Linked DNA regions of Mus musculus: all the other regions are linked to region 6. A link is a loop called in an ENCODE intact Hi-C map of the cell type or tissue named here. Cell type or tissue: left cerebral cortex. All regions are shown on one strand. Region 1 has its middle 78 kb from the start of Gm32631. Region 2 overlaps Gm9548 (a long non-coding RNA gene). Region 3 has its middle 360 kb from the start of Gm51970. Region 4 has its middle 120 kb from the start of Gm51970. Region 5 has its middle 41 kb from the start of 1700101O22Rik. Region 6 has its middle 180 kb from the start of Gm51970.

Region 1 (5,000 bases), 430 kb after region 6:
CTTGAATATGGGGCCTGCTGTAAGAGTAGTTGACACACGAGTGGTTATGTCCTTAAAACGACCTCTTCTCTCCCAGCAACCTTCAAATACCTGTAGCTCCTTGGCTAAGAGGTGGCACTCATGTCCACCCCTCCCCATATGTGCACTGAGCTTCCTAATTAAGAAGCCTCAGTCTGACTGGCTAGCTCTCATGTGGTTGGAAGGTTCAATGCACACTAGAGGAGGAGAAAAGTAAGTGCTAGCCTAACCCAGATGCTAATACTGTGAGCTACAAAGTGACTGTCCTGGAAAGTTATGGTCCAATGGAGGCTGGATGCCATGGGAGTAACCAAACACTTTCCAATTGATAGAAGGCCCATTCCACAAGAAATAACCCATACCTGGTACTATATTATCATAATTATTATTTCATCTTTTTTTTACAGTCCTGTCATTATTTCCATCTTGATCTGCCTTCCAACTGTTTGTCATCCTATTCCTCCTCCCCTGACTCCCAGAGGATGTTTCATCTTCCCACCCCCACCCCACCAGACTTCCTTACTCCCCGGGGCCTCAAGTCTCTCGAGGGTTAGGTGCATCTGCTCTCACAGAGGACCCAGCAGTCCTTTGCTGTATACATGTCGGGGGCCTCATATCAGCTAGTGTATGCTGCCTGGTTGGTGTCTTACAAAATGGAGAAGAAACTGAGTGAAATAAGGTTCATACCTGGTACTATTAATAGGGCCAAAAACCTATGGCTAGGTAGGCCTTAGGCCCTAGAGGAGAAGTCCCTTCCAGGGACATAGTATTAAAATGACACCTAGGTTCTTGTTGCTATACCCATATATCAGTGTATCTCTTTGCTCTCATTAGAAAAGCTACTTCATTCATTTGATGACAAATAATACAAAGACCCACTAGGATGGGTCTTTGTGTAGACCCATCCTATATGGGATATCTGCATCAAACATCTCCCCAGAAAGCTTAGAAATCAAAATGAAAGAGAGGGTAGGAAGACTGTAAGTATAAATGATTACAAAGATAGACAATAGATAATAACAGTGTTATCCAGATGCAAAAGGGCAGGATAGACCCACATATGAACATACAGAGCTTGGGACAGACTGCACAAGACCTGGGCATCATCTCATGTATGCTGTTTTGTTTTTGTTTTTGTTGTTGTTGTTGTTTTTAACTGTTCTTCCAGTCCTTTGAATTTCCATTCCTATCACACAACCCAAAGCAAATCCAAGCCAGTAGTCAGGCAGATAGCATGGCTGAGTATCCACTGGGTCAAGCTTAAAGAACATAGGAAATCCTCTCTGTGCTGAGAAACTTCCCTTGTTTGCCCTAATTCAGAGCTTGGATGTTTGCATGAGAAATGCATTCTCATTTGGGATGAATCGATCTAAAGTCTTAAACATTGCATATGCCCCAGAAAACCTGTAAGTGTAATAAATATTGATAGCTTGTTGGGGGATTTTCTCAGTTTATGGTGATAGTATGACCAATGGTGATGGTGGGTGGAAGCTGCTACTAATAGCTTTGGAATGGCCCCCAAAAGGGTACTTGATGGGTTACAGAGATCAAAAAAAAGTCTCTACCTAACCAGAAACCTGGCATAAAATAGGAGGGTATATGTTGGACACTAGACTTGGCAAGATGAAGGTTATTGTAGATATTATTAAGAGCAATGTTGGGAATTAAAGGCCAGTGGAATGAATTGGCAGGGGGAAAGGACTTCTATTCTCATCCTGAAGTGATCTAATTGGACAGTGGATAACAGGGAATTTTTTATCAGTCTTCAGTCAGCATTGCCTATGTGTGCCTGGAATCTTTGTAACATACAAGAACATGGGAACATCCAAGTACTTTGATGAAGTATTGTGTTCCATGGCATGGACTGAAATAAAGTAGGATTAAATGGGTTAAAGGACAAACTAAAAAAAAAATTTAAAAGCACATTGAAGAAGTTTAACTATGAAGTGCAAATATAATGATTATTTTAAAAGCCCATCAATAGCAAATGTGTGTGCACTTCTAGACAAATGTGGCTTTTTCTAGTATCAATTAAAGTAATAAGTATAAAATGAATGAATATTTATTACATTTTATATGCAAAGTATTTATATACACAAACTCATTGAAGATTTACAATACCTCTGATGAAGACACTGTTACCCACACTTCACAGAAGAGATACTCACAGACAGAAAGGTTTTGACTAAACTCGTACAGAGAGTTGAGGGGAAAAATATGATTTTATTCCACAGACATTGCAAACTGTTCTTGTTTATGCCTTCTCTTGTGACATTTTTGTTTTTTCTTTCCAATTTAACATAGTAATAACATACTGTTGCCTACATACACACATGCCCATATCTCTATTTTACATACAGTGAAATTTCATAGCACTTATTGGTTATTTTAAACTTTTAATTAACATGAAATGCTAGTGTATATGGTACCAGGGGACATTTTGCTGTATTCAACATCAAGGAATGTTTCACAGTATGTAAATTATTTTTATGGTTGGGGTTGGAACACAGGACCTTTCCCATCCTAGACAAGCACTCTGAAAAGGAGCTGTATCTCTGGTCCCCATGACTACAAAACTCTTAAAACAAGACCTTCCTCCCCTTTGTCTCTTCAAGAGCTTATGCAGTGTCTGGTAGGTAACAACAAAGATAACTCGCTGAATCTCAGTCCCAATGGCAGTGGGCCAGACATCACAGAACTGCTTTGCACAGTGTAGGTGGTGTATTTAGTCATTTCTTTAAAGGATAGAAGCAAAAATATAGACAAGAATTGGCTGAGATGGGAGGAGAGAATTTGCTACAAAGAAAAACAGAGAGGGAAAAGCCAGTGGAGAGGCAGATATTTTTTTGGAAACATGAACCACTTTTTATTTTTTACTTTGCTGAATGTTTCTAAAATCCAGTCTAGGATTTAATGTAAATCTATTTGAAAGGAGTTGCTAAATTTTAACTGGAAATACTTCTTTGTGCTAAATAATCTTTATAGCATTCTAAATTATAGCCAAGTAGCAATATCATTACAGAGCTGTTTAGCCATAGCAGTTTATGTGGGAAGTCAGAAGAAGGCAATGATTTGCATCAATATATAATAAAGAACTTTTTAAAAAAATCATGGGTATCTTTATTTACTCAAAATACTTTTTATTTAGCCATTTTAATGCACTCAAGATTAAAGGGGGAAATGAAATGAACAAGAGGGAACTAAAATGTCCATGAAATGATAATAATAATATTTTCTAGTCTTGCAGCACTTTCTATGGGAGAAGGTCAAAGCACTTAGCAGCCATTAACACATGCAATTTCTGAGAAGGACCTGTGGGGTATGTAGGTGACAAACAGTTTGAATTCACCTTGTGAGAAATGAAAGTGTTAAGGGAAGTACTCCAGGAGACAAGCCAGTATTACATGGAAGTCCATTCCACACCCTTGAATGCTACTACCTCAGAATTTCTCCTGGGACCTGATGGACTTGAGAAAACTCCAAGACTCCACCCTTCTCAGCTTTTTTTCATGCCTTCCCCCACTTGCAGAGCAACTCTGACACAGCATCTAGAGCAAATGCATTTACCCAGAAAACTCACAGCATAAGAGTGCTTGAGCTAATATCATATTAATATCTATGGTTACAGTTGAATCTGAAATGTTCCCTACCACATCCTGTGATAAAGGGTTAGCCCAGAGCTATTGCAAACTCAGAAGTCCTACTGAGAAAGAGTGATTTTCTAAGTGCTGAATCTTGCTCTGACCTTACCACCCACCCCACTCCATCTGTGCCTCTGCTTTCTGTCTACCTGTACTCGAGAAAGTTTATTCCACCACATGCACCACCTGCTGATGCTTGACCTCATCACATACAAGGACAAATGCAATAGACCCATGTTTGCATGGACCTCTGCAAGAATGAGTCACACTTAATCTGAATAGTTGGCATTTCCACCATTTATAATCTGATGATCTCTTATAGCTCTTTAGAGACTAAAATGTTATCACACTGAGATTTACACGGAAAATCATTGCCTTTTTAAGAAAAGGTATAAATCAGGATAAGGACATGGTATCTAACATCAAAAAGGAAAGCAAGACCTTCAGAAATGCAGAAGTGGGAACTATTTCTAGAGGATATGAGTTCAATATAGTCTTAAAATTGAGTACCAGGTACAACTGTGGAAAGAAAGCAGGAAGTGTTACAGTTTAGGTATCTTATCCCGCCCCAAAGCATTTGTTGGATGAATGAATTAATAAATGACATTATGAGAAATAGAGAATGAATGGGGTAACCATTGGAGGCACTGTCAGCTCACAGAGAGAACAGTGTCTCCAAATCTCTTACTTAACAATGAGTTGGAAATGATGCTAAGAGACACTGGAGCAAAGACTAAATATTCTGACATTTTCATGTTAGCCCACTTGAATGTATTACTGGTATTCCAGAAAACACACCAGCTCTCAGGTGTCATCATACCAAATTACCTTTCTATTCCTCTGTAAAGCAATTAGAATCAGAACGGAGTGGATGCCCATCAGTGAAATCAAGGCTTACTCTCAAAGGCTTGGAAGCCAAGTGTGCCGTCTAGGCTTCATCCTCATAACCAATCCCATCTAGGATCCTACTAGAAGGGCAGGTTTGTGATCACTGGTGAGAAGTGCGCTCTCCACATGGCATCAACCCCGAGTGTCTAACACTATGCTGAGTAGGATCAAAAGGGAAAACTAATAAATTATCAACCCAATTCATTTTCCTTTCATGTGTGACAGAGTCCAACAAAAAGATGGACTTCTGATGCAGCCAATTCTTCCTTTCCAGTATTGGATTTATTTATTCTCATCTTAATTTTAGGACAGAAGGTAATTCCCTTGATTTTTTTTATAAATAGTATTTTTAATAAAGTGTATTTTATAAAGAACAAAATGCAAACTCTCAACTGCTGATCCACACATAACATTGATAAACCATTAAAATATTCTGTGGAGTAAAGAAAGTAT
Region 2 (5,000 bases), 880 kb after region 6:
TTCGTGGTCCAGATGGAGGCAGAGATGGTTGGTAGTAGTGAGGACAGGTGGTTTTCTGTTAGGATTGACACACCAGGATTAGATAAGCCTTTGTTCACAGCACCAATCCTTTGCCATGATGTGTCTGATTTTAATCATATGCAACTCCAACCACACATAAGCACAAGAAGATAAATAGAGGTTTCCCCGAAACGTTCATTCAGACAATAGGGTTAGCTTACAACACTTGCACCTAAAACCAGCTCAGGCTCCATAACATCACTGACTCTAATTCCAGCAGGTGTTTGGCCCCCATACAGGGAGCAGCGAGGGGGCCAATCAGGAGCTATGAAACTGACATAAAGGGTAGCTTGATTTGAACAGGAATCTGTGTAGTGCTGTGCAGGTAGGGGTATGGGTTGCAAGACTCCCTTGACATCTATCTACCACAAACCCCTCTAACAACCAGAAAATTACAGTTATAAAGTAGCAATGAAATAGTATTACTGTTGGAGGCTCGCCATAACATGAGGAACTGTAACAAAGAGTCACAGGCAACTACTTTGGGAAGCAATATGGGAATTGCTCAAAAACCTAAAAGTAAAGCTATCGTGTGACCACCTATATGACTAATGAACATGTGTCTGAAGAATTCTAAGACAACGTAACACAGAAACACTTGCACATTGATGTTTATTGCAGCACTATTTACAATAACCAAGATAAGGAACCAGCCAAGATGCCCGCCAAGAGCTGAAGAGATAAAGTAACTGTGGTATACACGTGCAAGGGAATTTTCATTCAACAGAAACGAAGAATGGAATTATGATGCTCATGGGGAAATGAATGGAACTATAGATCATTATGCTATGTGACGTAAGTCAGACTCATGGGACAAAAAAAGGCAGAAACAGATGTCTAAAGGAAAATAGGGATTAAAAAAGAGTAATGGAATATATAATAATGATCAGGATTCAGGTTACAACCCCTTTGGAGGTTCAACAACCCTTTCACGGGGGTCCCATATCAGATATCCTGAATATCAGATATTTATGTCATGATTTATAACAGTAGCAAAATTACAGTTATGAAGTAGCAATGAAATAATTTTATGGTTGGAGGTCACCACAACATGAAGAATTGTATTAAAGGGTCACAACATTAGAAAGGTTGTGAACCACTGACATAGAAGGTCAGGGTGAGGCCAAACTAGTATAGATTCCATCTCAACCTGCTTCTCAGAATAACTCATATGCCAGCAAATATACAAATCTAGAACTTGGATCCATGTATTTTAATCCAGAGCTAGAATTATTAGTTATAAAAATGTACTGCTGACAACTCAGTGCAGCTATGAATAAATGAACAAATAATAAGGTAGTATATTAGAAGTTATACGGTTTAAGGCTGGGTAAAACTGTACAGGTAACTCACAGAGCATCTAGTATGGACATAGGATACAATCATTTCCTTTGCAAAGGAGAAGCATGAAATAAAATAAGTAAGGCTTTCTGTTGAGAAAGGGAAAATGTCATAGTCACAGTGTAAGACACAGTGGTTCCTAAAAAACTAAACATAGACTTACCATATGAGTCAGTGATTCTACTCTTCAGGATGCACTTGCCCAAAACGGGGTTGGGCAGAGAGGAAGAGATGATACATAAGCATTCAGAGCAGCACAATAACCAGAAGGTAAAACTAGCTCAATGTCCATCCTCACATGAATGAATGAATGAATGAATGAATGAATGAATATATTGTAGTATATCCATATAATGGCATATTACTTTGCCAGTAAAAGAAAAATAGTCATTATATGATCTAATAAGACACCTGAATACCCCCTAACCATTTCTCTAAGTGAAACACATGAAACACAAAAAGCCACTGTATGTCTTGTAAATATACAGACTAGGTAAGTTCATAGAGAGAGTGGGGCATTCTTTTTGTTGCTAGGAGCCAAAAAAATGGAAAGTAGAGAGTATATACTAAATGTTTATTGTCAAGGATGATAACAATATTTATTATGGAACAGGGCAAAAGTAGTAGTTATATAACATTGCGAATGTTCTAAACATCACTAATCTATTTTTAATGGTTGAGCCCTGACTAATACATTTCACATGGTGGGAGTTTTGCCTCAGTTATAATAATAAATGGATTGTACAAGAAGAAGAATTACGAAGGATTACTAGCAGATGTGGAAGTCACCCTGGAGTTTAAACGACAGATGGGATTAGGTGGGAAGCAGGCTCTGGAGTACAAGGTAGAGACTGAGCTGCCTACAGGCTTAGGGAGAAGACAGAAGACGCTGATCTTGGTTGTCAGCTTGTCTGCACATGGAATCAACTAAGAGACACACTGCTGGGTGGGTCCTTGACAGTGCTCCCTGGAAAGAGTGACTGAGTTAGGACTAAGGATGACCATGCCCCAGGGGAGGCAGTAGCTCTGGCTATGGCCTAGATCTAATGAGGCCGGAGGGAAGAGCAGGGGATGATTTTAGCCTGTGAACTTCCACTCCTGGCTGTCTCCAAGGTTGTCTTCTCTGCTGATGCTCATCTTCCACACTTCACCTACATTAAGATCCAGACTTTTCGGCCTCTGTAAAACATGGACGAAAGAGCCGTGACCCCCTAATAAGCCCTGGGCTTCAGTGCCAGGCTGGAAGTACCCAGCAGGATGGACTGAGCGCTACTGAACTCTCTTCTGTGTTGAACTGCCTAGCTGGCATCCTGCAAGCCAATCTAAAAAGTTCCCTTTGTGATATATATTCATTCTATCAACTTCATCCCTTGGTAGAACGCTGACTAATGCATTTGCTTCCTTCACATTTTGCACAATTGGTCTCAGGATTACCTTGTTTTACCTCCTCCAAAACCTACACACAGCACTCAGTGACTGCAGAAATTAGCAAGGGCACTCTACATGTTTGCAGAAGGCTTTATATAAATTGTGTGAAAAGGGATACTTACTGAAGAGCAATGTGCTAATATCAGAAAAAACTGGGGCAGGTTCCAAATGACTCAGACAGCCACAAAGCACCCCAGATGACTCTGGATTTTGCAGTCAAATCTGGTTATCCATGCATCAGGTGGCCCAACCCAGTGCCAGAGGGCACTTACACCCGTCTTCCAGTCCACCACAACATGCCAGATACTGTTCCATTATCCCTCAGGACTTTATTCAGGACACAGGTCAAGGGCCTCAGCAAAACTACACCAGGGACCTTTGACCCTAGAGAAGGATATATATGAGGAGGATATAAAGATACACATCTTTTCTCAAGTCACCAACACTGTACAACTCCAGGGGCAGAGACGAGTTGAGTTGGCCTCCCTTCAGCAGCAGCCTGAGGCAGTGTCCTAGGACAAGGGAGGTCCCTGTTCAGCTGCTTTCTTGGGAAGGGTTTTGGGAGCACTCAGGAATTTAGAAAACTGCCCCCAGTGCTGCCCGTTTTCTAACTCTGAGCACAAGGTCTCTTCTGTAGGAGCCTCTCCAGATGACCTCGGATCACACCAAGGTCCCTGGATCCTTCCCACCAGCCTTCAGGACGAGTTGCAGCGGTGAAGAGGGGTAAAGAGACATTTTCTGCTCAGTAGAGAAACTGCTTTCAGCCCTGGTGGAGGGGTGGTAGGGGGTGGGCATCTAAGTGTGGAGAGGAAGGGACGGGACTGGGAGCTTTGGATAAAATCTATCAACCCAAGGACAAAGCCAGTCTAGTCTCCCTTGTTCTTTGTGAAAGAACAAAAACAGCAATAAGAGACTCCATCTCTTTTCTAGTCAAATGCATCACCTATGAAAGCCCTAAGATCTCTTCTCCACATCCTCCTTTCTAGCCCTCCCCATTTGCCGTTTCAGGTCACAGGAAGCCTTCCTTCCCACCTATACTACGCATGCCTTCCATTCTGTAGCGCTCACCCAGAAGGTACAGTACTTGCTATATTTATTGTGTATTGGCTCATTGACATTGTGCCTGCACATACAAAAGCTAGCAGGCCAGATACTGAGCCAGTATATTCACACTCATGCAATACCAACATCCAGAGCTTTGTTACCTCAAGATCAACCCAGACATGAATTAGAACTGTTGACATATATTGCACTTCTATTATACGCTAAGCAAAGTGATAGGCACTTTAACTATACTTGCCCCAAATTTTCTATCTACCCTGGAGAGTAAGTATTCCATTCTATGGGACAATTGGGGACCATCTGTGTGTCTCTGCTTGACTTCTCTCAAAGTCATGCATGCCAGTTAGTGTCTGCTGATATCATCCCACATCTCTACTGAATGGTTTTTTCTTTAATGCCATCTTTAATCTTGATGATACGTCTGACCATGTTGACACCTCTTCCATATTTGAACAGTTTCCTCTTAGCTCCTTTAATGTTAAACTCAGAGTCTTCCTCCTACCAAGTCACTCAGGCTGTGGTATTCCTGGCTTCCCAAAGACAAAAGAGGGGAGGGAGCTTTAAAGACTGGTGGATCATACCCCACCAGCATCTACTAACTGTAGCAAAGCAAAATATTTCATCTCTCACCACTTAGCTTCCTTCACATGGCTGTCATAAAACTCAAAGAATAAGCATACAGTATAATTTAGAGGCTGCCTACCACAAAAGTAAGTCCCCAGTTATGGCTAGCTGTTTGAATTATCATTTATTACTTGAGTTACACAGTATTATTGTACTACTTCTAAATTGTTAAGTTCCATTGAGCCATTTGCACTCCGTTTCTCATCTCACTCTTGCCTAAGGCAGCCTCATCCATCTCCCCTGACTTTGTGTCATCTATACATTGGCATCTCCAAATTCCTATCTCCCACCCAGATCTCATGTAAGCTGCAGGCTCATTTATCCAATCGCTTCCTTGACACATCCATTTGGATGCTTCGCAGGATCTCAATTGACATGTCTAAAAGGGAGTACTCCCCTTCCCCCGCCCCTCCTCATTCTTCTTTATCACACACAATGGCACTGTCCTCTGCTGCTGCTTAAGTAACAAATGCAGGCTCATCCTT
Region 3 (5,000 bases), 180 kb before region 6:
TTTTTATTATAGTGATAAAAAGTGACTCACATAATGATGCAATGTGTCACTTTACCAATTTCAGTAGCATTAGAGAAGTGCCAAATAAATGGGAGACCATTAAAGTCATATGCAGTTTATAAGTTAGGGGTCACTCCCTCTTACTCATTTGGGGCATACTATACATGAATGCACACAAAAACACACATGCACAGGAATGTACATGCACATCCACCCCCACAATTTTCTAGAAGAGTCCTTTGAATACAGTTAGGTATCTCCTAATAATGCCTACTCTATTTCAAGTACAAAAGCGTAGGTTCAGCAACTATCACATCCCATGAGGACCAAGAGTCACACATGCTGGATTCACAGCATTGTGACTACTGGAAATTGAGTTAGTGGTAGTCCAGTGAGTGAACAAAAATGGATGGTGAAGTAGAGAGATGAGTGTCCATTGTGGCAGGAGTCTTCTATAGCACTGGGCATCACATCCATCTATTCACTTCATTCTTCATGGTTTATAAAGGCTTTATGGAGGAACTATGGAGGCTCGACTGCCAAATGTATAGAAAACAAACAAGGAATATGCAAGGGCAAGAGTATGAGATACACGAGAAAGTGCCTCACTCACTAGAGTTAAGAACTGACCAGAGATCATGGTTACTGGGCTTAGAAAGCCATTGCTGAGCTGGGATTGTAAGCCTTTTGGGTGGTCTCAAGACAGTATCTGAGAACGGTGGATATCCCAAGAATGATTACAGATCAAATAGTAGATATCCTAAAAATTAGTACAGTTCAACACAAACAAAACTAATCAATTAATATAGTACAGTTAAGGGTACACAGCCAGGATATAATAAATTACTCTCAAAATGAATTTCAGCTTAATTGTATTTAAGATTTTCTTCAGATACCCATATGTTTTGTTTCAAAATTAGAAGACTGGAGTTATTGAAAAATCCATTCAAAATTATCTATAAGAATATTGTAGAAATGACTCGTAGTAGAAAATATGGAAGAAAATGACCTTAAATAACCTTATTTTTATAAATTTTATGCTGATGTTATTAAATGTCTTCTGCTCGTGTTTGAAAGTCAAATTAGAAAATAACACTATGAAAACAATAAATAATTTATAAAGTAGTTTTGGCTGAAAAAAAAAAACAAACAAAGAGAACGGTTATATGTATAAGATCATTGTGATAACTCAGATATTTATTTATTTATTTATTTATTTATTTTAGACAGGGTTTCTCTGTGCATTCCTGGCTGTCCTCAAACTCACTCTGTAGACCAGGCTGGCCTCGAACTCAGAAATCCACCTGCCTCTGCCTTCCAACTGCTGGGATTACAGGCATGTGCCATTACTGCCCGGGTTATTTATTTAAATTTTATATTGTCACTTATTGTTATCCTTAAGTAAAACTATTTTGTGTTTAATCAGAATAGCTGAGTACTGGATAAAGACATATTTCAGATTGGAAACAGATAATAACTAAGAATGTAATGAATAAGAGATGCGGTAACCCAGTCACAAAAGAAGCCACTAGTTATGCCCTCACTGATAAGTGGATATTAACCCAGAAACATAGAACACCCAAGATGCAATTGGCAAAACACAAGAGAATCAAGAAGAGGGAAGACCAATGGGTGGATACTTCATTCCTCCTTAGATTGGGAACAAAATACCCATGAAAGGAGTTACAGAGCAAAAGTTTGGAGCTAAGACGAAAGGATGGACTATCCAGAGACTACCCCACCTGGGGATCCATCCCATAGTCAGCCACCAAACCCAGACACTATTGTACAATGCCAGAAAGATTTTGCTGAAGGGACCCTGTTGTAGCTGTCTCATATGAGGCTGTGCCAGTGCCTGGCAAATACAGAAGTGGATGCTCACAGTCAGCTATTGGATGGAACACAGTGCTCCCAATGGAGAAGCTAGAGAAAGCACCCAAGGAGCTGAAGAGGTCTGCAACCCTATAGGTGGAACAACATTATGAACTAACCAGTACCCCCATAGCTCGTATCTCTAGCTGCATATGTAGCAGAAGATGGCCTAGTCGGCCATCACTGGGAAGAGAGGCCCCTTGGTCTTACAAACTTTATATGGCCCAATACAAGGGAATGCCAGGGCCAAGAAGAAGGAGTGGGTGGGTAGGGCAGCAGGGCAGAGGGTGAGAATACGGAACTTTCGGGATTGCATTTGAAATGTATATAAAGAAAATATCTTTTTTGTCATTTAATTATTTTTTATTATTAGGTATTTGTTTCATTTACATTTCCAATGCTATCCCAAATGTCCCCCACACCCTCCCACACCCACACCCACTCCCCCATCCACCCACTTGCACCTCTTGGCTCAAAAAAAAAAAAAGAATATATCTAAAAATTAATTAATTAATTAATTAAAAAAGAGATGAATATGGTTTCAGAATAAATATTTGAATGTACAAAAGAAATTAACTACCAAAATCTGTCTTTCATCTCCTTTTAAGATAACCAATGGCATAAGGGGAAATGTCTGATGTTGCAGGTATTAGGGAGGAAGGAGGATTGAGAGTTCAAAGCCAAAACTAGATCATGCTGCCTTTAATGAAAACATCAATGAGATAAAGGCAGGCAGATATCTGTGTATTTGAGGGCAGCTAATCTATATAGTAATGTCCAGGTTAGCAGATCTTTATGTTGATAGTCTATCTTAAAAGCAAACAAATAATAAAAGAGCTCAAGAAGAAAGAACTGCTCTATAGCAAGATTTGCACACACACAAAACAAAATAAAGCAACATTTTAATATCAACTCTCTCTCAATAAATTTCAGCCATATAAAGCAATGATTAGATGAAGGGAGCTAGGAATCATTGTTGTATTTATATTAGCACACTAGAGTGATGACTGTAACAAGCCTCCCCCCCCCCCCCCGGCATTGTCTATAATTGCAAATTTGAATTCTGTTTTAAGAATCATGCTTAAAGAGAATCAATGATTTGTGGGTAAGTGTAGTAAAAATTCAAATTCTCCCCTAGTGGAAAGCAGCTAGAATTGCAAACTCCTCCAGAGCATAGTGCCAGCAGGGTTTTCTGTTTAGGTTAAATATAAAGGTGTATTGCCCAAGATTAGACTATGTAAACTGGAAAGTATTTACTCCTGAAATCAGGATCATCTCTCCGGACAAATGATGGAAGAGTCTCTGAATGTCCAGTTGACACATGAGTCCCAGCCACAGGGTTAACATTCTTTTATCCATAAACCCTCAAATTCTGAAGACTCCTGAGACTTGCAAGGCCAAACATCCTAGATATTTTCAGAACTGAGACATTTCTCATTATGAGGATTCCTTCCTCATTAATAAAACATGGAACACATCAAAAGAAAGGAATGGATATGAATCATAAAACTACTTTTGTAACATGCCATTTTATAAAAGTATGCAAGCAGATGTACAGAGAAACACTTTGCCAAATTGTTACACAATAGTATCACAAAATATTTTTCTCAACGAGAAAATCTTAGGGCAATCAATCGTTGGAAATCCTGTTGGAATCCATGTGTTCAAACCTGTCTTCAGAAGCTGCTTAATATGTCAATAATTACTTGTGGGTCTAGTTAATGTCTGTGTTTGAATTCCTTTTTCTAAATTCACAAAAAAGTACAAGTACACCAGATGGCAGTGCATAAGATAAGAATAATGAATCACTTTTACTTAACAAACTACTATAACTTGGCTTAAGAAGGAAGTTTCCATTTTCTAGGATGTCTCTTCACATCTAAATATATGTATGTGAATGCGTGTCTGTGTGTGTTTGGGGGGAATGGGTGAATTCATTTGAATGTGTCTCTATGTATATGTGTATATATGGATGGATAAGCTTATGGGTATGTGTATGTATGTATGTGTAATTGTCTGTGTATAAGTGTATATGTGTGTGAAAGCACATATATGTATTTATGATGCTATATGGGTCTGTGCATTTTAGATTTAGTGATAATGTAACCATATCAAATTATGAAATGTCTACCTGAGGAACATGTCTTCTAATCATCCTTTATTCCAAGTACTTGAGCAAACCTAACCTTATAATCTCCTATTTAACAAAAATCAAAATAATCTCAGAAAGTTATCTTTTTTAGTGCTTTCCTGTAAAACCTGTCTTTCTGTCTGAAAAACTTCAATCTCATCTAAAATCATAAAAAAAAAAATAAGTTAACTCCCTACACTTCATGTTAAGCAAATTAACGCATCCTGTTCTGATGTTACTAGGAGACACAATTTCACAGCTAACTTCTTCATCTTGAGGACTTACAGAGAAGTCTAAAATTCATCAGTTAATTTGAGGATCTCTTTACTTTTCAAAAGATGCCTCTGCAGTGTTGACTGAAGCGGCTTTGTTCTTTTCTGCTTCTCTATAATTAAGTCTCCTTCATCAACCTTTTGGCAACTCAATGCTACATACATAATTTTCAATAATTTTACTCCACATACCTAACTTTTCCTACATTCTGAATATTCACTGTTTAATAATAAATTAAAAGTTTAAAATTTAAGTCATATTTTATTCAAAATTCAAAATAAATACCTTGTCTAGTGAATTAGTGGTTCCTAAAAGTACTGTGATAACCTTAGTTTCATACATCCGAGTTAACTAAAGTACTGAGTAGAATCCCTATATCTTAAAGGACTCAGAGATCACTTGTCTGTTGTTAATTAGAAGAACAGGATGAAGATATAACTTGGTTGTATAACTACCTTTGCATGCTTAGTACTATGGAGTCATAATAGAAGAAACAGTATGCCCATTTTGGAAGAAACAATAACTGGACATTTTGAAGTCACGGTGGCACTAGTCAGCATCCTATAAGCATTATATAAACACTGGCTGCAGCTGCTAAAGGCTCCTGACTTCTGCACCTAATTCATTTATTTGAAAGAACAGCAGGAAATGTCACCTGTCACCTTTGCAGGCATAGTGACTGCCATCTCTGCAATTGATCAGGCTCCATTTGTTTACATAATAT
Region 4 (5,000 bases), 58 kb after region 6:
TCACCTGATACTTCTATACACAGTAAGGGAACAAATGTGAGAAAATCTCCTGCTGGAAAAAAAAAAAAAAGAAACTGAAAGGTTTGGCTTTGCTGTTTCAGATTATTAACCAGGATAGTTTCAACTCCCCAAAAGAATGAGGCAATGCATGAGCACTCACCCATGCTTATTGACGTTGTAGGCTTTAAGTGCCATGTGTATTAACGGAGCAGATTGACTACAAGATTGCAGGCTTCTCTTGCCTTGCACTTCATCACTCCAAACGATGTCATTCCCAATGCAGGGCTGACAGGCACTCATGCCATGCCTTGGTTCTATATCCCCAATCCATTAGTATTGGCTCAGGGTCAGCTTTTTTGAATACAAGATCAATTCTAATATAGTTACATTGACTTCTTTGTCTATGAGAGAGTAGATAGAAAGTTGAGCAAGATCAATAAATTCCAAACAACAAATAAGAAAATAATACTTGGAGTATATGAGCCAGTTAGCATGCATGGATTTCTCTGGGCTGGTCATTGATTTAAATATGGGTAGTTCAGAAATGATGAGTTTGTGTTCAGATCTGAAATCCAAGGTGAAATCAACCCCTCAAGCTGCATCTGGCTGAGAAGAAAATAAATGACAAAAGTCCTTGGCCTGGCCATTTACCCACAATCTTATGTTTTAGGAGAGCCTTAGAACCAGATTTTTTTTTTTTTGCCAAGTGTTTCCATTAAATTGTTTAATTTCATTTACCACAGAATATGTGATCCTTTTGACCTTTCATCCAGATTCCACAGTTTTACCACATTTACATTTAAAGGTCTGTTTATGCCTATGTGCTTATGTGTAGGTATATCATTAGCGCAGAAGACTTCAGAAGCCAGAAAGCGGCACTGGATCCCTGGAGTTATAGGTGGTTGTGAGTCATACAACTTGTGTAGTGACAATAGCACACAGATTTTCTGCATATACAGCTAGGACTTTGTGTTGAAACATCTCTCCAATTCCAGACTTCACAAGATGATACCCCTTTCCCCCAATAATATCATACATTTCTAATACTATCATAAATTTCCACTCTCCTGCTAAGATTCCACCTAACTCTATGCATACTCCAGATGACTTTTTCCATCTCTCAGACCCTGGAGGTTCTTCCATCTGCCCATATCATACACTGCTATCACTTAGCTGAAACTGGGGTATGATAACATTTGGTTTCCATGCAGAATTCTTTATTTGTGTTTGCTTCTTCCATAGTTAGGGGTCTTGAATGTCTAAAACTGAAATGCAGCATCAGCTCATGTCCCATTCACAAAGCATATTCTCTGACTACAATGACACGCTTAATCAAAGAAAACTTATTGTTATAGATGGAAGCTTGTGTTTAGGTCTCTTGCTTAGTCTGTATCTAACAAAGATAGCCAATCTCCATTCACATCCTTCTTTTTTGAGCTGAAACCCTGAGCCTAGCCATTTCTATGTTTCCTTTCTGTTATTCTACTATGTAGTCTAAATAGAGCTTCATATCGAAATGAATAGTTGCTTTTAAACAAACAAACAAACAACAACAACAAAGCAGTCTAGCTAAATAAGCTAATGAAATATTTGCTGAAAGATTTTAGCCAACAGATGCTCTTTTACTCGTCACGGTCTGTCTTCACATACTGGTGTATCCAATACTGGCGGCTTGTTCAGCAGTACCATTACATACATCCTAAATCAGTTTGCTGATGAGAAAATCACATGCTTATTCAATCTTGAAACACCTAACTTGAAAGTTTAGTGGAGATCATCATTATTAGAGAAGTAAACAATTTCGGCAAAGAAAACAAAAGTCTAATCCTTGTGCTTGCAGGTGAAAGTCATTTAAGTGGTGCTGAATCCTGGAAGGGTGATGCTGTTACTGAGCTAAATATTCTTTCTTGGCAACTCTGAATCCATGTCTCCCATGTTTTACAATGATTCAAGCACACGAGCCTGATTACAGTGGTTAGGCTCCATGCCCTTTGGCTTACTCACTCCAGCAGTAAGCAGTACTGGTAATATATTAGAGGATGGGAGAATAGAAGGATCAGTATTTCACTTCCCTTGCTTCCTTTCTGCCATCTGTGTTTTTACAACAGATACATTTTCCACCCAAAGCCTGCAACTTCCGTAGGTATCTGACCCTACAGCTATAATTCTCCAAAGAGTCTATTAGCCACTCTTTCGATGGTCCTTTCACACTTTAGCAGGGTATAGTGTTTTAGTGCCAGAGTTCTTTGTGATCCATTATTCATCTTCCTTAAGCCTACTCACAACTTTATAAAAGATTCCTTTTATTAAATTCCCACAAATGGCCCCTTTTGAATATGCCATGTTATTGTCTGTGTCTCTGATATTATAAAGGAGGAAATTAAGGCACAGCAGTATTGTGCCACTTATACAACCCAGACCATACATCTAGAGAGAGGCACAATGAGATCCAAATCCTAGCTGTCTGGCTCTACAATCTGCTCCTGACACTATACTCTGCTTCCTCAGGATCTGTGTGCCTCCAAATTTATCCAGACAACTGCCTTTTTAGCTTCAATATAGCCCTGAAATGTTTCTTTGCCAGATGAAGTCAATAGTAAGTGTGTCTTCCCTTGCCAGGAGAGAAAGATCACAAATCTATTTCAGAAAGGATGTGGGCAGAGTTAACCATGAGAAAGAAAAGGAACTTGTTAGGACAGGGTGTTCATATGATCATCTATGAACAGAGGGTCCATGTTTGGCATATCCACAGGAGAGACAGACAGGAAGGAATTTTTATAAAGGCAGACACAGCACTCATTTAAAAAAAGAAGGGGCCAGCCAGTAATAGAGTGGGTCAAAATCTCAACTGCAAACCTGAGTTTCAGGGAAGTCTTTGTCTGAGTGAAGCTGGATTTAACTCACGAAGGAACATGGAAAGCGAACTGTCACTGCTATTTGAAGTGACTAAGGAGACACCCCATGAAATTCTAGGAAAAAAAAATCATTCAAATCATTCAGTTAAATCAGTTAGATAAATTTCAAAACCTCCCCCTACAATCATTTCAATGCCACTGTGTTACATATCTAAACTAATTAGGCATTAATTGTTGTTGTCAGGAACCAGCACTTCAGATCAGCTCTGAACCCAGTAACATCACACATAGGCAGCAAGGATCAGCACACCTACTGCCATGGCAACTGGTCTACATTCCCAGAATCCACTTGGCTCACCTCCCACCTATATCTGCAAGTGTCACAATCCAAATAAAAGGCAGAACCCCTGACCTCTCTTTCTTTTTCCCTTGTCTTTGTTGCCACCTTTGCCCCCTCCCCCCACAATAAACCCCATGTGTATTGACCTGGTGTGGTCTGTATGCATGGAAGCTGCAATTGTAACACAACATTGGAGCACTAATGATGTGTTTATAAAAAGACAAAGAGATCTTCTATAGAGGTGTGGTGAGGTGTGGGGAAAGGGGGTGTCTCAGCCAAGGCATAGCTTCCCCCTGAGAGACAGGATGGTATAATATAGAGTTTACTCAGGGCATGAGGAAGGAGTTAAGAGGGTAGTAGAGGCAGAGAAAGGAAGAGATAGAGAGAGGGAGAGAGAGAGAGACTGAGAGAGAGAGACTGAGAGAGAGAGACTGAGAGAGAGAGAGAGAGTAGAAAAGTAGAGATCAGCCATGAGCAAGTGCAGAGAGAGGGGGGAAGGGAATGGGGAGAGAAGGGGGAATTCCGGGAAGCAGAGAAACAAGAGAACAAGAGAGCAAGAGAAAAACAAGAGAGGGAGTGGGGCAAGCAGCCCCTTTTATAGTGGGTCAGGCTCACCTGGCTATTGCCAGGTAACTGTGGGGTAGAGTTTAGACAGAATGCTAACATTAATCTACAGAGTTTTGCTAAAACCCACCACAGTTTGATTGTGTGTGTGTGTGTGTGTGTGTGTGTGTGTGTGTGTGTGTGTGTCCAAGAGAAGATCTTAGTATACTGCTCTGGCTCTCCTAGAACTCATTGTAGAGACCATCCTGGTCTCAAATTCATGGAGATGCCATTTGCCTCTGCCCCTTAAGCGCTGGGATTAAAGGTGTGTACCACAGTTGAAAGGTAGGTGACAGAAGCTCCATCTGTCAGATGGGGAAAGAAGGATCATATAGTGAACTTTATTTTCTTAAAATCTAAACTAAAGTGCTTAACTCAAGTGCAAGCATACATTTGCAGTGTATGCTGTATGTATGCCTGTCAGCCATAATTATATTCACAAATGTTGATTAAAGAGCAAGTTTGTAAGGGAGGCCACAGTAAAGAAACTACCAAGATGGCTACGCCATAGATGGGAAAATATTGTATTGTGGATAAGAGAGTGAGTACAGCCACGGATATCTCCGGAGTCAGCCATGGCTGGCCCTCAGGGACACAGACAGAAGAGGAATGGCAGGCAAGGAGAAGAGATGACTGGCAACTGCTGCTTTCTGAGAGAAGACAGAAAAAACTGGTGGGAGAGTTCTGCCCGTTATAATGGGTCATGTAGCTGCAGGAAGCAGGCGGTTGGCTGGCACAGCCTGGGAATGACTAAGGGACTCTGAAGTGTTGGGAGCTTGTTTGAGTTAAGAGAAGACTGGATGTTCTTTCTGGAGTTTGCAGAGGGGTTTGTAAAAACAGATAAGTCGAGCTTTTCCTGACATACAGAGCCTACTTTACAAGGTTTCTTAACAAAGCTGAGCATTCACTAGATCAGAGTACAACCTGGGCTAAGTCCAGGGTACAACCTGGGCTAAGTCCAGGGTACAACCTGGGCTAAGTCCAGACTGTCATCTTTGGGGATTGGGACCTGGCATATTTAAAATCCAGTTCCCTAGAAAAAATGAAAACATCTTGAGCTGTACTTACACTTTTTCCATTTTTGTTAACATGTCATTGTGATGGCATTTTTGAGGTTATAAAATTACAATAAAATAAACATTTTTCTATACGGTCCTTATAGCAATTACAGGTGAGATAAGAATGAAGTCTAAGCCAGGTAT
Region 5 (5,000 bases), 780 kb before region 6:
GTCTGATGTCCTTTCTAAAACTCACACTTAAATTTACTCATCACTATAATGGAATGAAGAAGTAAGACTTTCAGGAAGAAACTTAGAACTTTCAGGCACCACCTTTATGAACTGATGAGTGCTATGATTGTAAGAGTGTGGGCTAGTTATAAGCATGAATTTTCTTTGCACATGAATTCTATTTCATCCTTTGACTGTTTTGTGCATGCTGTGTTTCCTTACTCTACTCTCATGTTTTCACACAATACAAATGGCCTTATCCTATAGATGGTGAAACTATGGTCTTAGACTCTGGCCTCTAGATGAAGACTCAAATAAATATGTATTATTTATAATTTACCCAGATTGTGTACCCTATTTTAATAGCAGAAAATTGCCTAAGTCAATGCAAATTCATTCAAAATAACATGTGCTCATATATCTAAAGAATACACATGCATAATGATTGATTATTAGATTATATCCTTATGGTGTCTTAAAAATGACAGTTCAAAAATACTTGCTGCAACATTTATCCTGAGATATAATTACCTACCTTAAGGTAACTCACATAAAGAATATTATTAGCATTAGCTTCAAGAAGTATAGCACTGTGACTCTGACATTTCACATGGAATAAGTCATAAAGTAATATTTCTTTTTCCTATTGTTCATATGTTCTATACACTTTATCTACACAGCAGTTGAGATGAAGCTACCCAGATTTCTAAGAAGGAAAATAGCCCCAGCAATGCTAGTTCCCTTCCTTTCTGATGAGACATGGGACAAGCCCCTGAACAGAAGAGACTGAAGTTAGTAAATGTAAATGTCTTAGTCTAGGCCACTGGAAGCAGCAGAATAGTGAGCAGCTTCTGTCTCTGAACACAGTGCAGAAACACTTCAGCCCAGTGGCTAAACTCCCAAAGTAACATAATATGTACATAGTAGATGCAAATTCAAATCTGCTTCAGTTCCCTGGACTCAATTTCCTTATGTGTGAAATCAGATAACTCTCTGGATTTTTGTAAAAATTTATATTATATGGCATAGTGCCATGTAGCAGAACAAACCCAATTGGTTTAAATTATACAGAAAGCCATTTACATTATATTGGTATTTTTGTAATAATGCTAGAAACTGAATTATCACTATATATTTATATATATTCTAAACATATACAAATACATATATATATAAAACATATATACACATGCATACATATGTAATGCCCACATATATACACACATATGTATACATACACACATGTATATAAATGTATACACACACATGTATATATATATGCACACATATGTATACACACACATATATACAAATACACACATATACTTGTGTGTCAAAATATATTTGTGCTTCTTTTTATTATATTACATCAATCAGAAAAATGTCATGGTTACAATGCCAGTGAAATATGTACAAGATGAACAGCTTCAACTCATGTCTGAGCACCATAGAGAAGGGCATATAAAAGTGCAAGCATATATTTAGACAAATATATTCAGATGCAGGTGCATGTGCATAAAAATTATCACTGTCTTTGGCAGCTTAGAAAATACCTGTAAAGTCTTTCCTTATAAGGTTTGTTGACTTATACAAACAGAATAATGACTGAAGAGAGATGTCCCTCATATTTCTTCCTGCCTGAGATTCTAAAGCATCTAGGCCATCTGAGTTCTCCTTTACATTTTGTCAGTTATATCAAAAGTGGCGTTGGTGGAAAAGCACTTACAGCAGGTCTGAGTGGGAGAGACATCAGCTGAGTTGCTATTCTAAGGTAGTGAACAGGATTCAGGGAACATCTTAAAGTTAGACAACTTGTTGTTGTTGTTGTTGTTGTTTTTAGCTCACTATATACTTTGGTTGTCCTGGCTGTAGTTCAGGCCAGCTTCAAATTCACAGAGATCTACCTGCCTCTGCTTGCTAAATTATAAGATTGAACTCAGGCACCAACATGATAACTTCTAGTTAAATCCAAAAACGAAATGGGATACAGAGAATTTAGCCCTGTTCTCTGTGACTCACCCTGCTGATTTATTCTTGTTTCTTTGGAGTATATATGAAGTCCCTGACTTTTGAAGTAGCTTATTTTAGGCTGCATATTCAGAACCTGTGTTTGTGAAGAACTTTTCCAACTGTGAAGTGTTGAAGGAGTTTGAGTTAAAGATGAACTTTTTGTTGGAGGATAAGGTAGGACAGAACCACTTGTGTCATGGGAAATTTTGCATTACTGTTCTAATTACTTTTCCTTGCTGAGATAAAACATTTTGACCAAAATGCAACTTGGGGAAGAAAGAGCTTACTTGGCTTACACTTTCAGGACACAGTTCATGATTAAGGGAAATGAGAGCAGCAAATCTGAAGTAGAAACCATGAAAGAAGCCTGTTATCTGGTCACTCTCTAGATCATATTTAGCTAGCTTCCTTATAGAGCCACAAATTTGTGTGTGTCCATTCCCATCAATCAACAATTGAGACCATCCCACACAGGTATTTTCATAGGCCAGTCTCATCAAGGCAATTTCTCAATTGAGGTTTTCCTCTCAGAAAACTATAACCTGTGTTAAGTTGACAGTTAAAGCCAACCAGAGAAACTGCTCTGTTCTATAGAGGTGGTGTTTCTCAATAATGAGCTGTTCTGCATCAAGAAAAGACTCAGCTCTGTTCTTACTCCACACTTCATAACTGAATTTCCCAATAAAGTAGGCATTTTCCACATGAACCATTCAGAAAATTTACATATTTCAAAAATCTATCATGGACAAGTTAAAAAATGTAATATTACTGACATACTGATTATATGTTGATATTCAAGAAGATAAAGTATTAAAATTTAATTTTATCTGGATTTGTATGTCTTTCAATGTGACCACCATAAAATCTAAACTTGCAGATATGACACACACTTTACTTATATTAATATAAGACTGCTGCCTAGATACTGCTCATTTAAAAAATATATGTAAGGCTCAAACATCTAAGGGGAAAGTCCTTAGATAACTAACTTGTTATTTCTTATTTATGGTGATTAGATAGAAGTGATTCAGTAGACTATAGAAAAAATGTGAAATTTGAGAAGGGAGAGAAAGGAGATAGGAAAGATATTAATAAAGTAACTAGCATGGAGGGCTGGAGAGATGGCTCGGCCATTAAAGAGTGGACTCACAACTGAAATATGGTATAGAATAGAAACTATTTTTTATTATTTGTAATATAGTCTTTGTAATAAAAAAGAGTAGAGACCAAGCAATTCAAGCTGTCTATTAATGATGGTGTGTTAAGATGTTGATGATGTTTGATGTATTTCAAAGTATTATTGGTGTAACTGGGCTGGAGAGCTTAACAATAGTTTTATGTATTATCAGTGAATACAGATAAAATGCCTTACTCCCATCCCAGCCAAAACCCAAATTGTAGGACACTAAATAGATTTAAGCAGCTAACTTATCACTATATCAGAAATCTAAGATGTTTTGTATCTCTTGAGTCACTGAGAGACCAGAGTAGTTTTGAATATTAGAATAAATCATCTCTAAGTTTTCAGTTTTCATATAATTTTCAATGTCTATGGTTGATGTTCCTTCAGCAGGATTGCATTCAGCACCACGGAGAGCTCATTCTCCCACAGGGCACTCAAATCATTTCTGCATCTCTCTCTCCCTCCCTCCCTCCCTCCCTCCCTTCCTCCCTCCCTCTCCCCCTCCCTTCCTCCCTCCCTCTCCCCCTCCCTCCCTCTCCCCCTCCCTCCCTCCCTCCCTCTCGCTCCCCCTCCCTCCCTCTCCCCCTCCCTCCCTTTCCCCCTTCCTCCCTCATCCCTCCCTCCCCCTTCCTCCCTCTGTCTCTCTCTCTCTCTTTCTCTCTCTCTCTCTCTCTCTCTCCAGAAACTGAAGCAGAGGAGAGATATCCCCATTCACACAGTCATGTCTTTTTCCCATTATACTTCTTTAATGCCATTACAGACAATTCAACTTTTTAAAATGTGTGTCTCAGTTTCCTTTTTGTTGCTTTTGTTGTTGTGATGAAACACTACGAAAAAGGCAATTTATAAAAGAACAATGTTTATTAGGGATGACCATTTCAGAAGGTTAGTTCAGTCCATGACCATGAGAGTGGGGTGTCTGGCAGCCAGTGCTTCAGTATTGTTCTGGAGCAAAGTCAAGATCTCACATCTTGACACAGCAACCATGAGGCAGAGAGAGCAATAACTTGAAATGATATGGGCTTTTGAAATCAAATCTCCAGAGACTCACCTCCTTTAGCAAGTCCCTACCTCCTAATTCTTCTCAAATAGTCACACCAACTGGGACAAAGCATTAAAACATATGAGTGTTTGGAGCCATTCTCATTGAAACTATCACAGGTAGACTTGTGATTTTGTATTTATGTTTCAAATGACCTACTTGTGAAGGTAAGGTGTGCAACGTAGGGAATAGTTTACCTAAAAAGAGTTCAAAGAGTTCATTTTGGGCTAATTTTTCACAAAAAGGCTTATAGAAATGAGTTTTGGGGTTTTTTTGTTTGTTTGTTTTGTTTTGATTTTTAAAGAAAGTGCTCTAATGAGAATGCAAATCTTGAGAATAATGCATAGAGAAAACAGTGGCCTCCCCAGAAGTGGACAAACTTCACACATTGCTGTCTGCTGCTCCATGCTCCTGATATATCATGGGAGAGTAGAGAAAGTGATCCTGTGAATTTCAGTATGTCTCCTTGATTCTATTTCCTCTAGCTGTATTTCATCTGCCTCTGGGGGTTTGGATCCTCAAAGTTGCTCAAGAGAAAGCATTGCCTTCTTTGTCATCTTCTAGTTAGGTCCTTCTGTCCCTGGGGCTGCCTTTAGGCCTCTAAGGAGAAACTATGTAGCTGTGATATGGAGCTTTACAAATATGCAAAACCTTGGTAATTTTATATACCACAGGAAGATACAAAAAATTCTGCAAGGCTGATTATGAAAAGTATGTCTTCCTATGCTCCAACTGCTGCCCAGGAGAACTTTGCCACAGTCTTAC
Region 6 (5,000 bases):
CCCCCCCCAAGAGCTTGTATCTCTAGCTGCAAAAGATGGCCTAGTAGGCCATCATTGGAAAGAGAGGCCCATTGGTCTTGCAACTTTATATGCCTCAGTACAGGAGAACACCAGGGCCAAGAAATGGGAGTGGGTGTGTAGGTGAGTTAGGGTAAGGGTATGGGGGACTTTTGGGGGTAGCATTAGAAATGTAAATGAAGAAAATACCTAATTAAAAAAATACTTGTTTTTCTTTAAATGAATGAATACTCATATGCAAGGGCTTCCAGAACTGAGAAGAAAGTAGGTTGGGTTGACCAAGTGCTTTGGGGAAGGCATCTTGGACTGTCATGTTAGTCATATCTTGGGACAAGTACAGATCACATTGTAAGCCTAATGTCTATAGAAATGGCTGTTTCATTCCCATAAATTATGCTGTTTTATTTCCAGGCCTCATTGGGATCTCCCATTTTCTTGATCTATGTTGATGTTGTCCTTGGCCAGGATTTGGTTGTAAAAATCTCCTTGTGGCTATTGGTCCAGTCTTGTTTTGTGAAGATGTTAGTATAAAAGCAAATAAAGGACTTGAGCCTGGGAGACCTGTGGAGGTAGCTCTTTTGTCATTGTTTCATCTTGGGGAGCAATCAGCAGATGCTGTGGGTTGAGAATTGTGTTATATATTCCTGGGCTGGCCTCTTAACAGTTGTATAAACTCGGTTAAGTTCTTTAACCTTTTTATTTTTCAAGGGGATGTGAAAATGAATGCATACTTTTCATTACCTTTTATAGCCTATGTGCAGAAACTGGGTAGACAGAGCTCAAGTCACATGCTCAGGATTATGGGACAAATGGCTGTGATGTGAGACCTGGGTCTGCTTGAGTCCAAATTCCATTTAGATTCAAATACAGAGTGTGCATCTCTCTTAAGCTGCTTCATTCACAACCTCAGATCCTTCATCTGTAAGTGAAAACAATGTACAGAAATGTTTGGGAGATAAAGCAATTAATAGAGATGATGTCAAATGTATAATAATGTGCAGACACATTTTATATAGTACATGTATTTGGGTTCCACTCTGCACAATGCAACCAGGAATACTGGACCTCAGTGCCCTTAGCTTAGTCCACCCTGCAGAGTCTGCCTCCCCTCTCGAACATGTCTCTCTCACAGCCTGTAGGCCAGTCTCTGCATATGCTGCTTTCCAGAACAATTTATCAGATGTTCTATTTCTATGTCTGGTCATCATTTCTTTGCCCCCCCCCCAAGGGATTTGGCTTCTAAGCCCATCTCTCACTATTAAAAGACAAATCCTTTCCAGAGTGGAAAGAGGAATGGACTCTAAGATCAGAGCAGATGAGCTTGCTAAGGAAGTGCTATGCATAGCCATGTAAGAAGCACAAGACATATTGAATGTGGCTTCCCTTCACGAGCAAAGCTGCCTCTCACTTCTGATATTTCATGGAAAGCTTCCTGGGACCCTGAATGTCAGCATCTCCCGTGGTCACATGTGAAGCCCCTCATCCCAACTGTTTCTCTGTAGAAAGGACCAGCCCACGCTCTTGTCACTTTGCAAGCTGTGCAAACATGTGTGGGTTTGAGGCAGCTCATTTTCGAGACAGCCCTTCATCTGTTCTCCTCTTGTGCAGACAGCAGGCAGGCCAAGTTCTGAACTGGCAAATCCATATGACAAGTAGGACTATTGGGGAGATGTGGTGTTTCCCAAAGCTGATCTTCTTGCAGACTCGACCCAGAAACATACCCCTTCTTTATATCAGAGAAGAGGCACCTTGCCAGGGGCTCTGACAAAGCACTCATGGCTGTGCCTGCCTCACACATCTCTTGCATTCAGCAGATGTTCCCTAAAAGTGGCTGCCAGGGCATTTCTGTAGCAGCGAAGGTGTTAAAGCTTCAAGGCCTCCAGAATATGTCTGTGCTGACAGATTGGGGAAAACATGTTAACGCGCTTATGGTGATGAGCATGTAAAAATAGGGCACAGATGTCTAATTTAAAAGACAGGAAAATTTCTTGGCATTTACATCTTATTAGTCATTACTATGTTTTTCTTGTATTTTATTCTCACGTTTAACTTTGGGTGTTCCTCTCATTTGCTTTGCCAACTGCAAGCTACCATCCCATAAACCAAACAGAAAACAACAACAACCAAAAAAAAAAAAAAAAAAAAAAAAAGTGATGCATTCCAAAAGACAGTAGCAAGTAATGAACTGGCCAGCGATCTTGCTTAGGATCTCATTTGGATTTCACAACTGCATTTAAATAAATGTGCAAGCACATTAGGCTGTCTTGACCTATTTCTGTGAAAAAGTAGTAGCTTAGATGCTTGAAGTATCTTAGGAGGAGGAAAAAAGGCTACTTTTTGAAAATTACCTCTAGGGGGCTTAAGAAATAACCTTGCTTTGGTTTAGTAGTTAAAATGTGGTATTAACATATATGATGATGTTAATGTGTTTGCTGGTTTTAAATGTTTTCGCCCATCCACATCCTGGGTATGAAAAGGCTGAGTGGAATAACAACTCAGTAGTGGCTCTAACATTATGTAAATGCTCCTTCTTACCATTAGCTTTTTACAAGTCCTCAATTGGGAGAGGATGGTGACTCACAGCGTAAATGGAGAAGGGAGGATTTTTAGTTCAAAAGACAGAAGGGCTTTGGAGTCTTCAAAATTCTGGAGCAGCTGGCTGTGCTCAAGTGCAAGAAGACGCAACAAAAGCAAAGGAAGAAACTGAAGTCAGATGCATGGATTTCCCCTTCCAAAACAGCAGGCTTCCTGAAGTAGAAAAAGGAAAGATACTGATGAATGTTGACAAGAAGCAGAACAGAAACAAGAAATCACCGCATGTTATGAACATCATCAAAGCATGTGCTAATTAAAGGCATAGCACTGAATGATGTTGTGACAAGGGCTTCCCTACTTCTGTGAGCTCTCAATGCAAAGGATCTTACAGGTCTGGGTGTATATAGATGCACACACACACACACACAAACACACACACACACACACACAAACATACTCTTACAGGTCTGAACAACTCTATTCAATTAAAAATGACACATAATGTGGCATAGACCAAATTAAATATTTAAAAAATTAATAATTTACATCTAACAAACTATAACTAGTTATGCAGCTAAATTCCACACTGATTGTACAGAAATGGGAAAGTAAAGGAGCCTCCAAAAGCTATAACGTCTTCACAAGCAAAATGTGAGTGGTAATGCCAACTTATGCAAATTTTACAGTATATAAGTGCTTGTCTGGTTCATTCTAAATGCTCAATAAATAATAGCCGCATTATTAGTTGTTGGATTTAAGATATAGTATCTTCAAAGGAAGTACAAAAACAGTAAATCAGAACTCTATATCTTATGCTTACTTATATAAACTATTCCATATATATATGCCAGTATTCAGCATTGCCCTTGATAGTTTATGACACTGGTGATGGACTCCAATCTGACAGACACTAGCCAAGGCAGAAATAGCTAGTATTGGAGTTTCCATGCTCCATTTCAGACAAGGATCGCTGACAGAGGTTGTAGGTTTTCTGAGCCTCTTGCTTCTGCTTGAGGAAATGAACTTCTACACAGAAGGTCACAGAAGTATTCATTATTCATTGTCTGTCACAGAAAATGTGTCCCTAAGTTCTTAGGACACTTGGCAGATGTGCCATCTCCATAGTAGGAAGTCCAAAAATCTTGAATTTGAATGAACAATTTCTTCAGCTAATTCTCACCTCTAGTGAGCTTCTTGGCATATACATCCTTCACATAACCAAAGTGTTTTTCTTTAGTTAACTTAGGGTATATAAAAAGTTAGCAGAGTTCCTGATTTATAGTATACACCCCATTGATGGTAGCTATTATTATCATTATGATCAGTATTAGTTTACCTATAGAAAATCAATTTCTAAAACACTTTGAAAACAATTATTAAAGTTAAAATCATTAATACAATTAGTATTTGCAGTATATAATTTTACTATAATTATCTTTGCCTCAATCCAAATACTGTTAATAACTCTCAGTTTCTTCAATCACCATTAATTTGAAGTTTATAGTAATCTATAGCACACTAGAGAGGGTCAGCCCTCCAGTATGTACTGCAGTTGAGATATTTATGTTATTATCATATTTTTCTATTCTGTTCAGATTCTCCTTCCTTGACATTAGTAAAACTTGATCATGAAAAGAAGCTAAGTAAAATAAACACCAAGCTGAAAATAGTGGCAGGTACCCACCCACAATCTGGGAACCCACAAGAATGATGCAGGAGGTGACTCAAGTGAGGCTATGCCAGTGCCTGGCAAATACAGAAGTGGATGTTCACAGTCATCTATAGGATGGAACACAGGGCCCCCAATGGAGGAGCTAGAGAAAATACCCAAGGAGCTGAAGGGGTCTGCAACCCCATAGGTGGAACAACATTATAAACTAACCAGTACCCCCAGAGTTCATGTCTCTAGCTGCATATGTAGCAGAAGATGGTCTAGTAGGCCATCATTGGGAAGAGAGGACCATTGGTCTTGCAAACAATATGCCCCAGTACAGGGTAAACACCAGGTCCAAGAAGTAGTAGTGGGTGGGTAGGGGAGCAGGGCATGGGAAGGTTATAGGGAAATCTCCAGATAGCATTTGTAATGTAAATAAAGAAAATATCTAATAAAATATAGAATTTTAATTAATTACTAAACTTTAGGAAAGAGAATCTGCTGACAGTGATTGAGGGACAGCCTTTTAACTTTTCACAATCCTTATCCTCAATCATATTTTTTTTCAGCCCTGGGTTCCTGGAGGCAGCCAACAAACTCATGTGGGTAACATTGGAGCACTTCAAAACTGCATGTGAAAGTTCCTTGAATTAATGCCTCTGTAAGTGCCTTATGAAAGGGCAGAACTTTAAATTCCACAAAGTTGATTTCACATGCTCCAATCAGTGACAGAAATTACAACAGGGCATTTACAGTCATTTGAAAAGAAGGAACCTGTATTAAATGTCTTTCC

What was found. Hi-C counts contacts between places; a loop is a spot of excess contacts. Peaks named below come from ENCODE experiments on the same cell type or tissue, not always from the same donor. Only the 100,000 strongest peaks of a DNase experiment are listed, where the experiment ranks them.
Region 1: it touches region 6 in a loop (21-fold over the local background); 2 of 42 quality-filtered maps call a loop at or near these places.
Region 2: a loop joins it to region 6, with 11 times the contacts of the local background. A loop is called at or near these places in 2 of 42 quality-filtered maps.
Region 3: a loop joins it to region 6, with 23 times the contacts of the local background. A loop is called at or near these places in 3 of 42 quality-filtered maps.
Region 4: it touches region 6 in a loop (9-fold over the local background); 3 of 42 quality-filtered maps call a loop at or near these places.
Region 5: a loop joins it to region 6, with 13 times the contacts of the local background. A loop is called at or near these places in 2 of 42 quality-filtered maps.

Annotation. Positions count from the first base shown.
Region 1 is chr12:6,209,205-6,214,204 of GRCm38, reverse strand. No RefSeq gene overlaps it. Among named protein-coding and RNA genes, the nearest start is that of Gm32631, 78 kb to the right of the region's middle. In left cerebral cortex, no CTCF peak of the experiment used is centred here; a DNase peak (open chromatin) is centred at 2,710; H3K27ac peaks cover 589 bases.
Region 2 is chr12:5,752,118-5,757,117 of GRCm38, reverse strand. All of the region lies in intron 2 of Gm9548 (a long non-coding RNA gene), which reads right to left. Among named protein-coding and RNA genes, the nearest start is that of Gm9548, 14 kb to the right of the region's middle. In left cerebral cortex, no CTCF peak of the experiment used is centred here; DNase peaks (open chromatin) are centred at 1,597 and 2,726.
Region 3 is chr12:6,814,724-6,819,723 of GRCm38, reverse strand. No RefSeq gene overlaps it. Among named protein-coding and RNA genes, the nearest start is that of Gm51970, 360 kb to the right of the region's middle. In left cerebral cortex, a CTCF peak has its summit at 3,027; DNase peaks (open chromatin) are centred at 3,486 and 4,890; H3K27ac peaks cover 534 bases.
Region 4 is chr12:6,577,930-6,582,929 of GRCm38, reverse strand. No RefSeq gene overlaps it. Among named protein-coding and RNA genes, the nearest start is that of Gm51970, 120 kb to the right of the region's middle. In left cerebral cortex, no CTCF peak of the experiment used is centred here; DNase peaks (open chromatin) are centred at 2,589 and 4,533; H3K27ac peaks cover 1,700 bases.
Region 5 is chr12:7,419,080-7,424,079 of GRCm38, reverse strand. No RefSeq gene overlaps it. Among named protein-coding and RNA genes, the nearest start is that of 1700101O22Rik, 41 kb to the right of the region's middle. In left cerebral cortex, no CTCF peak of the experiment used is centred here; DNase peaks (open chromatin) are centred at 1,762, 2,018, 2,552, 4,938 and 1 more place; H3K27ac peaks cover 2,395 bases.
Region 6 is chr12:6,635,740-6,640,739 of GRCm38, reverse strand. No RefSeq gene overlaps it. Among named protein-coding and RNA genes, the nearest start is that of Gm51970, 180 kb to the right of the region's middle. In left cerebral cortex, a CTCF peak has its summit at 2,358; DNase peaks (open chromatin) are centred at 880, 1,588, 1,810 and 2,632; H3K27ac peaks cover 3,353 bases.